Linked DNA regions of Homo sapiens: region 2 is linked to region 1. A link is a contact called in ENCODE Hi-C or POLR2A ChIA-PET data. All regions are on one chromosome and are shown on one strand. Each heading gives the region's core, a stretch centred on a gene start or an enhancer-like site at or near the end of the contact. The rest is flanking DNA. Distances are from core to core; before and after follow the strand shown.

Region 1 (6,754 bases), core at 1,798-4,297:
CGCAGCTACATGGGAGGCTGAGGTGGGAGAATCGCTTAAGCCCAGGAAGTCGAGGCTGCAGTGAGCTGTGACTTGCTACTGCACTCCAGCCCATGCAGCTGAGCGAGATCCTCTTTCAAACAAACCAGCCAACTAACAAGCAGGCCCCAAGGGGACAATTTTTCTGGAATTACCTGATTGTATCAAGAACAGTTTGATCAACACCTGTAATCCCAGTACTTTGGGAGGACGGATCACTTGAGGTCAGGAGTTAGAGACCAGCCTCGCCAACATGGTGAAACCCTGTCTCTACTAAAAATATAATAATTAGCTGGGCATGGTGGTGGGTGGCTGTAATCCCAGCTACTTGGGAGGCAGAGGCAGGAGAATTGCTTGAAACCGCGAGGCAGAGGCTGCAGTGAGCTGAGACTGTACCACTGCACTCCAGCCTGGGCCACAGAGTAAGACTCTGTCTCTCTCTGTCTCTCTGTCTCTGTCTCTCTCTCTCCATATATACATATATATTTATATATATAACTTATCTTGAAGACGGTTTTGGCACGCCTTAACTTTTATGCCAGAGGCCAGTGCCTTGCTTGTGTCACCCTGGTTCCAAGAATCTGCATAGTTTTTCCCAGCCCATTCTACAGACAGGGAAACTGAGGACCAGGCACACTAGGTTCCCCTCCAGGAGTCGCACAGCGAGGAGAAAGTGGAGCCATGACTTGATGCCAAACACTGAGACTCCAGAACCCATATTTTCTCAGCTCTTAGGTTTTTGTCAATTTCCTAAATTTGTGTGTGTTTTAGTGGGGCTGAGTTTCTCCTGTTAATTTGTTTATGGAGAGGAGACACTCTTGTTTACTTTTTTTTTTTTTTTTTTGAGACAGAGTCTCTGTTGACCAGGCTGCAGTGCAATGGCTCAATCTCGGCTCACTGCAACCTCCACCTCCTGGGTTCAAGCGATTCTCCTGCCTCAGCTTCCCGAGCAACTGGGATTACAGTCACACACCACCACACCTGACTAATTTTTGTATTTTTAGTAGAGATGGGGTTTTCCCATGTTGATCAGGCTGGTCTCAAACTCCTGACCTCAGGTGATCCACCCGCCTCGGCCTCCTAAAGTGCTGAGATTACGGGTGTGAGCCACTGCGCCTGGCTCTTGGCGTTCTCCCTTAGTAATACTTCTTGGGGGTCATTTTGAATCTCTGTTTCTTCTGTGGTCACGTTCATTTGGAATTTACTTATTCAACCCACAACCAATAGACATTTCCAGCCCTTTGTTAGTATAAACAGAACTTCTCTTTGACTTTCACAGCGTTTTTGTTCTGGAGGTGCTATCCTTGATTGCTAAGACACCCACGACATTGCTCTTGGAATTGGAGTAGGGTGGATGAAATAGTATTCAAAGATGGGGGTGGTGCAAATGTTCTGTATTTCAACCTGTACATTAGTCAAGTGTTATTTTTACCCTCATGTACATCTATTATGGAATAAAATACATGACTTTGGCCAGGCGTCATGGCTCACACCTGTAATCCCAGCACTTTGGGAGGCTGAGACGGGAGGATCGCTTGAATCCAGGAGTTCGAGACCAGCCTGGGCAGCATAGCAAGACCCCTTCTCTAAAAAAAAAAAATTAGCTGGGCATGGTGGTGTGTGCCTATAATCCCAGTTACTCGAGAGGCTGAGGCAGGAGGATCAGTTAAGCCTGGGAAGTCGAGGCTGCAGAGAGCTGTGATAGGCAGCCTGGGTGACAGAGAAAGACCCTGTCTCAAAACAAAAAACAAAACAAAACATGACTTTTATGGAGTTGAGCTCAACGTTTGCATACACATGAGGAGCAGAAGCTGGAGGTTTCAAATAAATATCTGGCTTCTGCAGGCTGCCTGGAGAGAGGTGAGAGCGATGCATTGGTCACCCAGCCTGGAGTGCAGTGGTGTGATCACAGCTCACTGCAGCCTTGACCTTCTGGGCACAAGCAATCCTCCTGCTTCAGCTTCCTGAGTAGCTGGGACCACAGGTGTGTGCCACTATGCCCAGCTAATTTTATTTATTTATTTAGAGATGGAATCTTGCTCTGTCGCCCAGGCTGGAATGCAGTGGCACAATCTTGGCTCACTGCAACCTCTGCCTCCTGGGTTCAAGCAGTTCCCATGCCTCAGCCTCCTGAGTAGCTGGGATCACAGGCATGTGCCACTATGCCCAGCTAATTTTTTTTTTTAATGGAGTCTTGCTCTGTTGCCAGGCTGGAATGCAGTGGCGCCATCTTGGCTCACTGCAACTTCCAACTCCCCTGTTCAAGCGATTCTCCTGCTTCTGCCTCTCGAGTAGCTGGGATTACAGGCACGCGCCACCATGCCCAGCTAATTTTTGTATTTTTAGTAGAGAGGGGGTTTCGCATGTTGGCCAGGATGGTCTCGATTTCCTGACCTCGTGATCCGCCCACTTCGGCCTCCCAAAGTGCTGGGATTACAGGCGTGAGCCACTGCGCCCAGCCTAATTTTTGTACCCCTAGCCGAGACAGGGTTTTGCCATGTTATCTAAGCTGGTCTCGAGCTCCTGGGCTCAAGCGATCCACCCGCCTGGGCCTCCCAAAGTGCTGGGATTACAGGTGTGAGCCACTGCGCCCGGCCACAGCTGTTGTTTTCTCACTGGCTTGAGAATTGTTCTCTTAAGCTGGTCAAGGTTATGACGGTTTGTGTGGCCTGTGCACGTGTGTGTGGTCAAATCCCATTTTTCTAAAGCAAAGTTTCTATTTGGGTATCTGCTGTTTAATTTTTCAGGGATTTTTTTTTTCCGGTTGCTAAGGAAAGTACATTAAATTTTATCTTTGTATCCTGTAGAACTCTTTGTGAATAATACACGGCCAGAGGGAAGATAGGCTGAGGAAACAGATAGGAAGGAAGTTCAAGGGGGGGATTTCTATGTGAGAACCAAGAAACACCTTTGATCTTTAGATTTCAAAGTGGGAAGTTCAAGGTGAGGTGGGCGTGGAATTAGGAGTAAACCCAAGAAGAGCGAGTGGGCGGTTCCTCCTGGCAGCCACAGAATAGTTACGTGGCATGAGGTCAGTAGCATCTCAGAGGGTGTTGTTGTCTTTGACTTAGATGAGTTCCAAGAAGCAGAAGTTCGTGAGCCAAACACGAGGTGGTTTTCTGGGGGGTACAAGGGCTGGAAGAGGGGCCAGCTCTTAACCACAAATCCCTTTCCATGCCCAAGGCCAAGCTCCTTGTAACTCTTTTCTTTCTTTGCCTCCCTCCCTCCCTCCCTCCCTCCTTCCCTTCCTTCCTTCCTTCCTTCCTTCCTTCCTTCCTTCCTTTCCTTCCTTCCTTCTCAAACAAGGTCTCACTCTATCACCCAGGCTAGAGTGCAACGGCACAGTCATAGCTCATTGCAGCCTCAAACCCCTGTGCTCAAGTGATCCTCCTGCCTCAGGCCCTCAAGTAGTTTTTAAACTTGTTTGTAGAGATGGGTCTTGCTATATTGCCCAGGCTTGTCTCGAACTTCTGGTCTTAAGCGATCCTCCTGCCTCAGCCTCCCAAAGTGCTGGGATTACAGGTGTGAGCCACTGGCCCGGCCCATTCTCCTTTCTTTAGCCAGGCTAGGGAGACATAAGTGGGGAAACTCATGTTGTTTTTTGAGATGGTTGCTTTATTCTCGTGATATTTTCCCTCTTTCCAACTTCCTTGAGCCCTCCCCAGCCTCCTCTTAGTGTCTGTGTGTGGGTGAGGGGGCTTTGGTATACCTTCTGCTTTGGGTCTCATTCATTTTAATTTTTTATTTTGTTTTGTTTTGTTTTGTTTTGAGATGGAGTCTCACTCTGTTGCCCAGGCTGGAGTGCAGTGGCACCATCTTGGCTCACTGCAACCTCTGCCTCCCGGGTTCAAGCGATTCTCCTGCCTCAGCCTCCCGAGCAGCTGGGGATTACAGGTGCATGCCACCATGCCTGGCTAATTTTTCTATTTTTAGCAGAGACAAGGTTTCACCATGTTGGCCAGGCTGGTCTCGAACTCCCGACCTCAGGTGATCTGCTTGCCTCAGCCTCCCAAAGTGCTGGGGTTACAGGCGTGAACCACCGTGCCTGGCCACGGGTCTCATTCATTTTAGTTGGAGCCCAAATTCACTGGTGGTTCAAGTTCCCAATCATTCTCGGCATTCTATAATCACAGGCCTCAGAGAGTAATGCTCCCAATGGCCCTCAAATTATGGTTTCCTTAGGAGGCTATTAAATCTTGATTTCTGAGAGGAAAATTGGGGATTTTGTGTTTTCCCTTTTAGACTTGAGTGTTCTGTTACTGTGGATGAGCTCTTCTAGAAACTTCCAAGCAGTTTCAAAGGGGATTTAGATGTCATCAGGAAGTGTGGTTGACAACGTGATATTTGGGCTTTAGAAAAACAGCGTGTCACCCGTTTTATTTATTCCTTGATGACTCTTTTTTTGTTTGTTTTTGTTGTGGTCGTTGTTGTTGAGACAGGGTCTCACTCTGCCACCCAGGCTGGACTGCACTGGTGCAATCTCTGTTCACTGAAACCTCCTCCTCCTGGGTTCTTGCAAATAGACAGTCCCATTTGGTGGTGACGGGAGACAGTGACAGATCATCAAGCATTAGATTCTCATAAAGAGCGTGCAACCCAGATCCCTCGCATGCACAGTTCACAATAGGGTTCACGCTCCTAGGAGAATCTAATGCTGCTGCTGATCTGACAGGAGGCGCAGCTCAGATGGTCATGCAAGCAATGAGGAGTGACTGTAAATACAGATGAAGCTTCCATCGCTCGCCCGCCCCTCGTCCACTGCTGTGCAGCCTGGTTCCTAACTGGCTGGTTTGAAACTAGACTGGGCAACATGGCCAAACCCCGTCTGCTCAAAAAATACCAAAATTAGCTGAGTGTGGATCACAAGTGTGTGCCTGTAGTCCCAGCTACTTGGGAGGCTGAGGTGGGAAGATTGAGTGAGCCCAAGAGGTAGAAGCTGCAGTGAGCTATGATCACACCCACTGCACTCCAGCCTGGGTTACAGAATGAGATTCTGTCTCTCAACTCCCTGAGGGGTGGGGGACCCCTGGTTTAATCCATCCAACCCTCTCTTCCCATGAAATAAAGGAAGTTGTGAGTGCTATTTTGTGCGTCATCCCCTCCAGTATTCAAGTCAGCCCAAGGTACTTCGATGGTTCCCGTCTGCACATGGGGAAACCGAGGCACAGAAAGCAGACTCATGTGACCAGGAAGTAGCTGTGTCTGCTCGAAACTCAGGTCGACCTGATACCATAAGTCCTTGCACTCCACGTGCTGGCTATTGAAGCTGTGGCTCGCAGGTCTGATGGGAGAGCCTCAGACAGTGTCTCACTCTGTCACCCAGGCTGGAGTGCTGTCATGCAGTCATAACCCACTGCAGCTTTGACCTCCTGGGCTAATTGATCCTCCCACCTCAGCCTCCCGAATAGCTGGGACTACAGGTGTGCACCACAATGCCCACCTAATTTTTGTATTATCTGTAGAGATGGGCGTGGGGGGTGTGAGGGGTCTTGCCATGTTGCCCAGGCTGGTCTTGAACTCCTGACCTCAGGTGATCCTCCAGCTTCAGCCTCCCAAAGTATCGGGATTACAGGCATGAGAGAGCCACTGCAGGAAGCCAAGAGAGCAGATTTGGACAATGTAGAATTTCTCCACGCTCCTCCTACTGTCCCCATCTTAGGCCTGGCTACTGCGGGACTGACAGGCATGGCTGGCTGTCCATCCGTTCCTTAGTTTGATTGCATGGCAGACATGAGGAAGGAAGGTGAGAACTGAGCTAGAAAGTTGGCATTTGGTGCTCTGGTTTCTCAATGCAAGAAAGTAACACTTTGGCTTTTATAGAATAACCTTCTGAGGAAATTAACAACCCGGGCGTTTCAGCCCCCTGTGAACTTGATTGGAGCATGGTCACAATTTGTAACGAAATGTGCTTGCATGCCCAGTGCTAAAGATTTCTCTCTGTCTACCCTCTAGGCTGTGGAAAGGTCTGTTCTAACCATTAGCTTGTATCTGGAGCTCAGATGGTGCCGGACACTCCGTAGGAGCTCAGATCTGTTGATAGAAGCCACTAGAGAATGGGACAAGCAACAGGAGGTGTTTTGCTGCCTAGTAAACTTTTTTTGAGATGAAGTTTCACTTTTGTTGCCCAAGCTGGAGTGCAGTGGTGCCTTCTCGGCTCACCGCAACCTCTGCCTCCTGGCTTCAAGCGATTCTCCTGCCTCAGCCTCCCAAGCAGCTGGGATGACAGGCACCCGCCACCATGCCCGGCTAATTTTTTTTGTATATTTAGTAGAAATGAGGTTTTGCCATGTTGGCCAGGCTGGTCTCGAGTTCCTGACCTCAAGTGCTCTGCCCGCCTCGGCCTCCCAAAGTGCTGGGATTACAGGCGTGAGCCACTGCGCCCGGCTCTACCCATCTTTCTTACATGATGATGTTCAGCAGCCAGCCTGATAGGGGAGCATTGTTTGTCCTTTTTTTCCTTATTGCATTTTCCCCGCATAGGTGCCAGGGCTCAGTAGCATAAATCCAGGTAGAACTGGGAAGTTCCAGGTATCTGGGCTGTTTGCTCTGGTGGACAAAGAGCAGCTGCAAGGTGGGTCTTGATTAGCCAGTGAAGTCTGAGGATCCAGAGGGAAACTTATTCCTTTCTTTTGTTGAAATCAACATGAGCAGGAAATGGATCTTTCCCCCAATCAGAGAACTTCACATGTTTTTCTAATAGAATAGCAGTGTCTGAGGTATATACACGGGGAGTGGC
Region 2 (5,648 bases), core at 3,149-5,648, 290 kb before region 1:
AAGTCTTCCTCCCTCCCTCCCTCCCTTCCTCTCTGTCTTGTTTTCCTTCCTTCCTTCTTCCTTCCTTCCTCTCTCTCTCTCTCTCTTTCTTCTTTCTCTTCTTCCTTTCTTTCTTTCCTTTTTTTGAGACGGAGCCTTGCTCTGTCTCCCAGGTTGGAATGCGGTGGCACAATCTCAGCTCACCACAACCTCTGCCCCCTGGGTTCAAGCGATTCTCCTGCCTCAGCCTCTCAAGTAGCTGGGATTACAGGCACCCTTCACCGCGCCCTACTAATTTTTGTATTTTAGTAGAGGCGGGGTTCCTCCATATTGGCCAGGCTGGTCTCGAACTCTTGACCTCAAGCGATCCCCCCGCCTCCAACTCCCAAAGTGCTGAGGTTACAGGCTTGAGCCACCGCGCCCGGCCACCCCCCAAGTCCTGACCACCAAAAGCGTTTCCAGACATTGCCAAATGTTCCCTGGGGGAAGGGGAATGAAGAGCCCTTGCCCCTGTTTGAGAACCACAATGTGAAGCAAATCGCCCACTCAGCCCGGGCGCGCGCTCACCGAGGTGGCAACTGGGCGCGCGAGGCTGCGGGCGCGCGTCGTGGGGTGGAAAGAGCGCCTGGTGCGTGGTGGGCGGGATGCGCAACTTGTCGCGGTCGCCAGGAGGCAGGGAGTCGCGGTCGAAGATGAGGCGCGCGCCGCGGATCCGCTCTCGGGTGCGCGCCGGCAGCTCGGGCCAGCCGTAGGCGGCGTGCGCGTTGGAGAGGCCGATCCCGGCGTGCGCGTCCTCGTGCAGGTGCAGGTTGCCGGCCTGCATGGCGAGCGTGCGTTCCCGCGCCTGCGCTTGCAGCAGCTCCCACGGCGGCGTGGATGGCGGCGGGAACGCGCGGTGCGCCTCCGACACGCGCTCTTCCCGGTCCCAGCGCGGGTCCATTGGGAAAAGCAGCGCGGGCGGCGGCTGCAGGCTCGGCGGCTCCCGGGTGGCAGCCGGGTAGGCAAAGTCCCGGTGCGACGTGGTGCGCATGGTGCCCTCGTGCAGCCGCAGGTCAGGCCCCAGCGAGAAGTGCGAGGCCTTGAGGAAGTCCAGCCGGGACATCGGGCACGGGCGCGAGCACGGCAGGAGGGCGCCTGTGGCCATCGCGGGACACCAGCCACCTGCGAGAGGGTGGAGATGAGGGACTGAGCAAGTGCCCATTGGGGCACTTGCCTTTGACTCCTGCTTTTGACTCCTTTCTGCTGCCTTTGACTCCTTTCTGTTCGCCAAGCACTGAGCTGGAGGCTGGGGACATCACGGGAAACTGGTACAGCTTCTGTGCCTTCCCCCAGCGAGAGCAGAGACAGAAATAATCATGGCTGGGCGCGGGGGCTCACGCCTGTAATCTCAGCACTTTGGGAGGCCGAGGCCGGTGGATCACCTGAGGTCAGGAGTTCGAGACCAGCCTGGCCAACGTGGTGAAACCCTGTCTGTACTAAAAATAATTTTTAAAAAAAATTAGCCTGGAGTGGTGGTGGGCGCCCGTAGTCCCAGCTACTCGGGAGGCTGAGGCAGGAGAATCGCTTGAACCCGGGAGGCAGAGGTTGCAGTGAGCCGAGATTGTGCCATTGCACTCCAGCCTGGACGACAGAGCGAGACTCCGTCTCAAAACATAAAAAAAAATCTTTCATGTGGTGCCTACTGTAGGCCTGGCACACAGTAGGCACCACATAAATGATTTCTGTCCCTACTCTAGGCCTGGAGGCCAGCAGGGGTGGGGAACTAACATTAGTTCACAAAATAGACCTAGATCCCTGCCTTTGTGGAATTGATAATGGGGCGGGAGATGACAGACAATAATAAAAAATATAACAACAAAAATTGAAGAGTAGGTTAGAAGGTAATAGCTGGGTACTGTGACTCACACCTGTATCCAGGCACAGTGAGAGGTCAGAGCAAGAGGACTGCTTGAGCCCGGGAGTTCAGGACCAGCCTGGGCAATATAGTGGGACCCCGTCTCCACACACACACACACACACACACACACACACACAAATTAGACAAGTGTGGTGGGCTCAACCTCTTGGGCTCAAACGGTCCTCTCACCTCAGTCTTCTGAGCATCTGGGACTATAGGTGTGCACCACCATGCATGGCTAATTCTTTCTATTTTTTTTTTTAGAGACAGGGGTCTGGCTATGTTGCTCAGGCTGGTCTCAAACTCCTGGGCTCAAGCAACCCTTCTGCCTCAGCCTCCCAAAGTGCTGGGATTACAGGTGTTAGCCACCATGCCTGGCCAAGGGTAGGTTTTAACCACTGCTTCACAAAAGACATTGAGGCTCAGGGAGGTGGTCATTTGCTTGAGATTTGAACCCAGGGCGACTCTGATTCTAGAACTTGGAGAATTAACCACTGCATTCTACTGTATGTCTGATACAAGAACCGCGTCTTCTCACCCTCAGTCAGTTGTCAAGGCCACGGTTTTCTCCTTCTTCCCCTCTGGGGGACCCATTTTTGTTCCTCTGCCTAACTCCAGCCCTGCACCCCAGCCACTGGCCATCTCCGTTTCTGCCACACTTTTTCTCCCTTCTCTCCCCCTCCCCCGCCCCTCCCCCCTCCCCTCCGCTCCTTTCACTTCCCTACCTTCTCTCTCTTTCTTTCTTTCCTTTTCTTTTTGTGACAGAGTCTCACTCTGTCCCCCAGGCTGGAGTACAGTGGCACGATCTCAGCTCACTGCAACCTCCACCTCCTGGATTCAACTGACTCTCCTGCCTCAGCCTCCCAAGTAGCTGGGATAACAGGTACCTGCCACCATGCCCGTCTAAGTTTTGTATTTTTGGTAGAGACGGGGTTTCACCACATTGGTCAGGCTGGTCTCGAACTCCTGACCTCAAGTGATCTGTCTGCCTTGGCCTCCCAAAGTGCTGGGATGACAGGTGTGAGCCACTGTGCCCGGCCTGCCACGCACTTTCTTACTGGTTTTCCCCTGCTCTGCAGTTGTCCTAGGTCCTGCCTATTCTCAATCTCTTCCTGTCTTCACACCTTCTGAGAGTTAGCTCTCTCCTCTGACCTTCAGCTTCAGACTCCAAGCCTCCCCTGACCCTCCGCCTCTGCTCAGTCACCTGGGACTTTCTTGCCTTTGCTTAGATCACAAGTGTCTCCCATGCTCTCCTCTCTGTCTCCCTTGGAGACCAGCATTCCAAGTTCTCAGGCTCACCTCTTGCAGGAAGACCTCCCAGATCACTTCAACCCACAAAACCTGCTTACCTCTACCTATTTAGAAAACATGGATCAGACGGGTGCAGTGGCTCAGGCCTATAATCCCAGCACTTTGGGAGGCCGAGGTGGGCAGATCTCCTGAGGTCGGAGTTCAAGACCAGCCTGACCAACATGGAGAAACCCCATCTCTACTAAAAATACAAAATTAGTCAGGCGTGGTGGCGCATGCCTGTAATCCCAGCTACTCCAGAGGCTGAGGCAGGAGAATAGCTTGAACCCAGGAGGCAGAAGTCGTGGTGAGCCAAGATTGCGCCATTGCACTCCAGCCTGGGCAACAAGAGCGAAACTCTGTCTCAAAAAAAAAAAAAAAAAAAAGAAAAAAATACAAAAATTAGCTGGGCATGGTAGTATGCACCTGTCATCCCAGCTACTCAGAAGGCTGAGGCGGGAGAACCGCTTGAACCTGGGTGGCAGAGGTTGCAGTGATCCGAGACCACGCTACCGCACTCCAGCCTGGGTGACAGAGCGAAACCCCATCACAAAAATAGAAAGAAAACATGGATGAAGGGTGTGTGTGTGTGTGTGTGTGTGTGTGTGTATGTGTGTGTGTGTGTTTTAATGAAACCACAGTTTTTCAGTGTGTAAGTTTGTTGCTTTTTTTTTTTTCTCAGCTCACTGCAACCTCTTCCTCCTGGATTCAAGCGATTCTCCCACCTCAGCCTCCAGAGTAGCTGGGACTGTAGGTGTCCGCCACCACGCCCGGCCAATTTTTGTATTTTTAGTAGAGACGGGGTTTCGCCATGTTGGCCAGCCTGGTCTCGAACTCCTAGCCTCAGGTGATCCACCCTCCTCGGCCTCCCAAAATGCTGGGATTACAGGCATGAGCCACCGCGCCTGGCTGAGTTTGCTGCTTTTTGAATCATTTGCCCCCTGCAATAGTTGAGAGTTGAATATGACCTCCAAAATGGGTCATCAGAGAATCCAACAACTGAGACTACTAGCCAGGTAATCTTGGAATAAGTCATTAAGCTCCCATGAGCCTCAGTTTTCACCTCTGTACATCAGGGACGAGGACAGTGCACCTACCTCAAGGGATGGCGTGTGAATCAATGAGTTTTAGAAAATTCACTTAGCTACAGACCAGATCTTTGGGTCTCCCTCTGTCCCTGGTCTCTCAGAGGATCCTCATGTTCCTTCCCAGGCTGCATCCAAGGGTGGTCCAGCCCTGCGCATTGTGACCCCAAGAGCTTCCTTTGTGTAATGATACTGTCACAATGACCACTCAGCACCTCTAGGGGCAGCCGGGAGGAAAATTAGCAGGCAGGCTTGGTGCGAATACTGCCTCCTTAGAGCTCCAGGAACCCAGGCAAGTAATTGACTTTTTGGAGCCTCTGGGGTTTTGTTCGGTTGGTTTTGTTTTTGAGGTAAGCTCTCGCTATGTTGCCCAGGCTGGACTTGAAGTCCTGGGCTCAAGCGATCCTCTCGCCTCAGCCTCCCAAGTGGGTGGGTCCACAGGTGTGTGCCACCATGCCTGGCTAGGACTTAGGTTTTGTCATCTGCAAAAGGGGACTAATGATGGTAGCCAGTTCAGAAAGCAGTGTCAGTATTGAGGATTTGATTAAATAGGCTGCTGGTGTCCATTATTATTATCATCCTCTAAAGTTTTTCTGTCCCTCTACCTTCTACACACCCCACACAGAATGGACCCACTTCCCTGAATCACTGCACCTCTTGATATTATTCTAGGGCTCACAGATCTCCCTTTAAAGGGGCCGGTCACCCCTCCTTCCCCAGTCAAAGACCACCAGGAATGTACCTGTGATTGAACACATTCAAGCTTATTATTCATCAGAGAGAGAGAGAGAAAGAAAGAGAGAGGGAGAGAGAGCTCATACATGTCATAGGGCACTATGGCGGTCTCAGTAGGGAGGTGTTAGAAAGAACTTTTTTTCGCTATTTATTTATTTATTTATTTATTTGAGATGGAGTTTCGCTCTTGTTGCCCAGGCTGGGGTGCAGTGGCACGATCTCAGCTCATCGCAACCTCCGGCTTCAAGTGATTCTCCTGCCTCAGGCTCCCGAGTAGCTGGGATTATAGGCATGTGCCACCACACCCAGCTAATTTTGTATTTTTAGTAGAGATGGGGTTTTTCCATGTTGGTCAGGCTGGTTTCGAATTGCCGACCTCGGGTGATCCGCTCGCTTCAGTCTCCCGAAGTGCTGGGATTATAGGCGTGAGCCACCACGCCCGGCCAGAAAGCACTTATTATGGGATTTGCAATTCTGCTCGGTGTTTTGGGGGCACAGCTTAAGGAAGTAGGGGATTTGGGTGGGATGAATTTATTGGTTGGAAATTTTACTTTCTTTTTTGAGATGAGCAGATAAAAACAAATAAAAACAACACACAGGTGAGGCATGGTGGCTCACATTTGTAATCTCAGCCTCCCAAAGTAGCGTCCAGAAAAGGGCTG

Evidence for each region. Hi-C counts contacts between places; a loop is a spot of excess contacts on that map. ChIA-PET counts read pairs that join two places held with the same protein, here RNA polymerase II (POLR2A). Pooled maps may share reads with other maps.
Region 2: a loop to region 1 is called in a map of gastrocnemius medialis, with 3 times the contacts of the local background. The contact joins the promoter of SAXO5 here to the enhancer-like site in region 1. A Hi-C loop is called at or near these places in 1 of 168 maps with a recorded cell type or tissue (gastrocnemius medialis) and 5 of 50 pooled maps. POLR2A ChIA-PET finds 5 or more read pairs at or near these places in 1 of 52 experiments (HCT116).

What each region holds. Positions count from the first base shown.
Region 1 is chr19:7,204,449-7,211,202 of GRCh38, reverse strand. All of the region lies in intron 2 of INSR (insulin receptor), which reads left to right. Among named protein-coding and RNA genes, the nearest start is that of INSR, 87 kb to the left of the region's middle. Within about 2 kb of position 3,047, at least 6 of the 41 ENCODE cell types and tissues checked have a DNase peak (open chromatin) inside an H3K27ac peak, as active enhancers do.
Region 2 is chr19:7,496,298-7,501,945 of GRCh38, reverse strand. It overlaps SAXO5 (stabilizer of axonemal microtubules 5), which reads right to left and starts at 4,398. Exons shown (of 9, transcript NM_198534.3): 1 at 4,264-4,398; 2 at 547-1,140. The coding sequence starts at 1,123.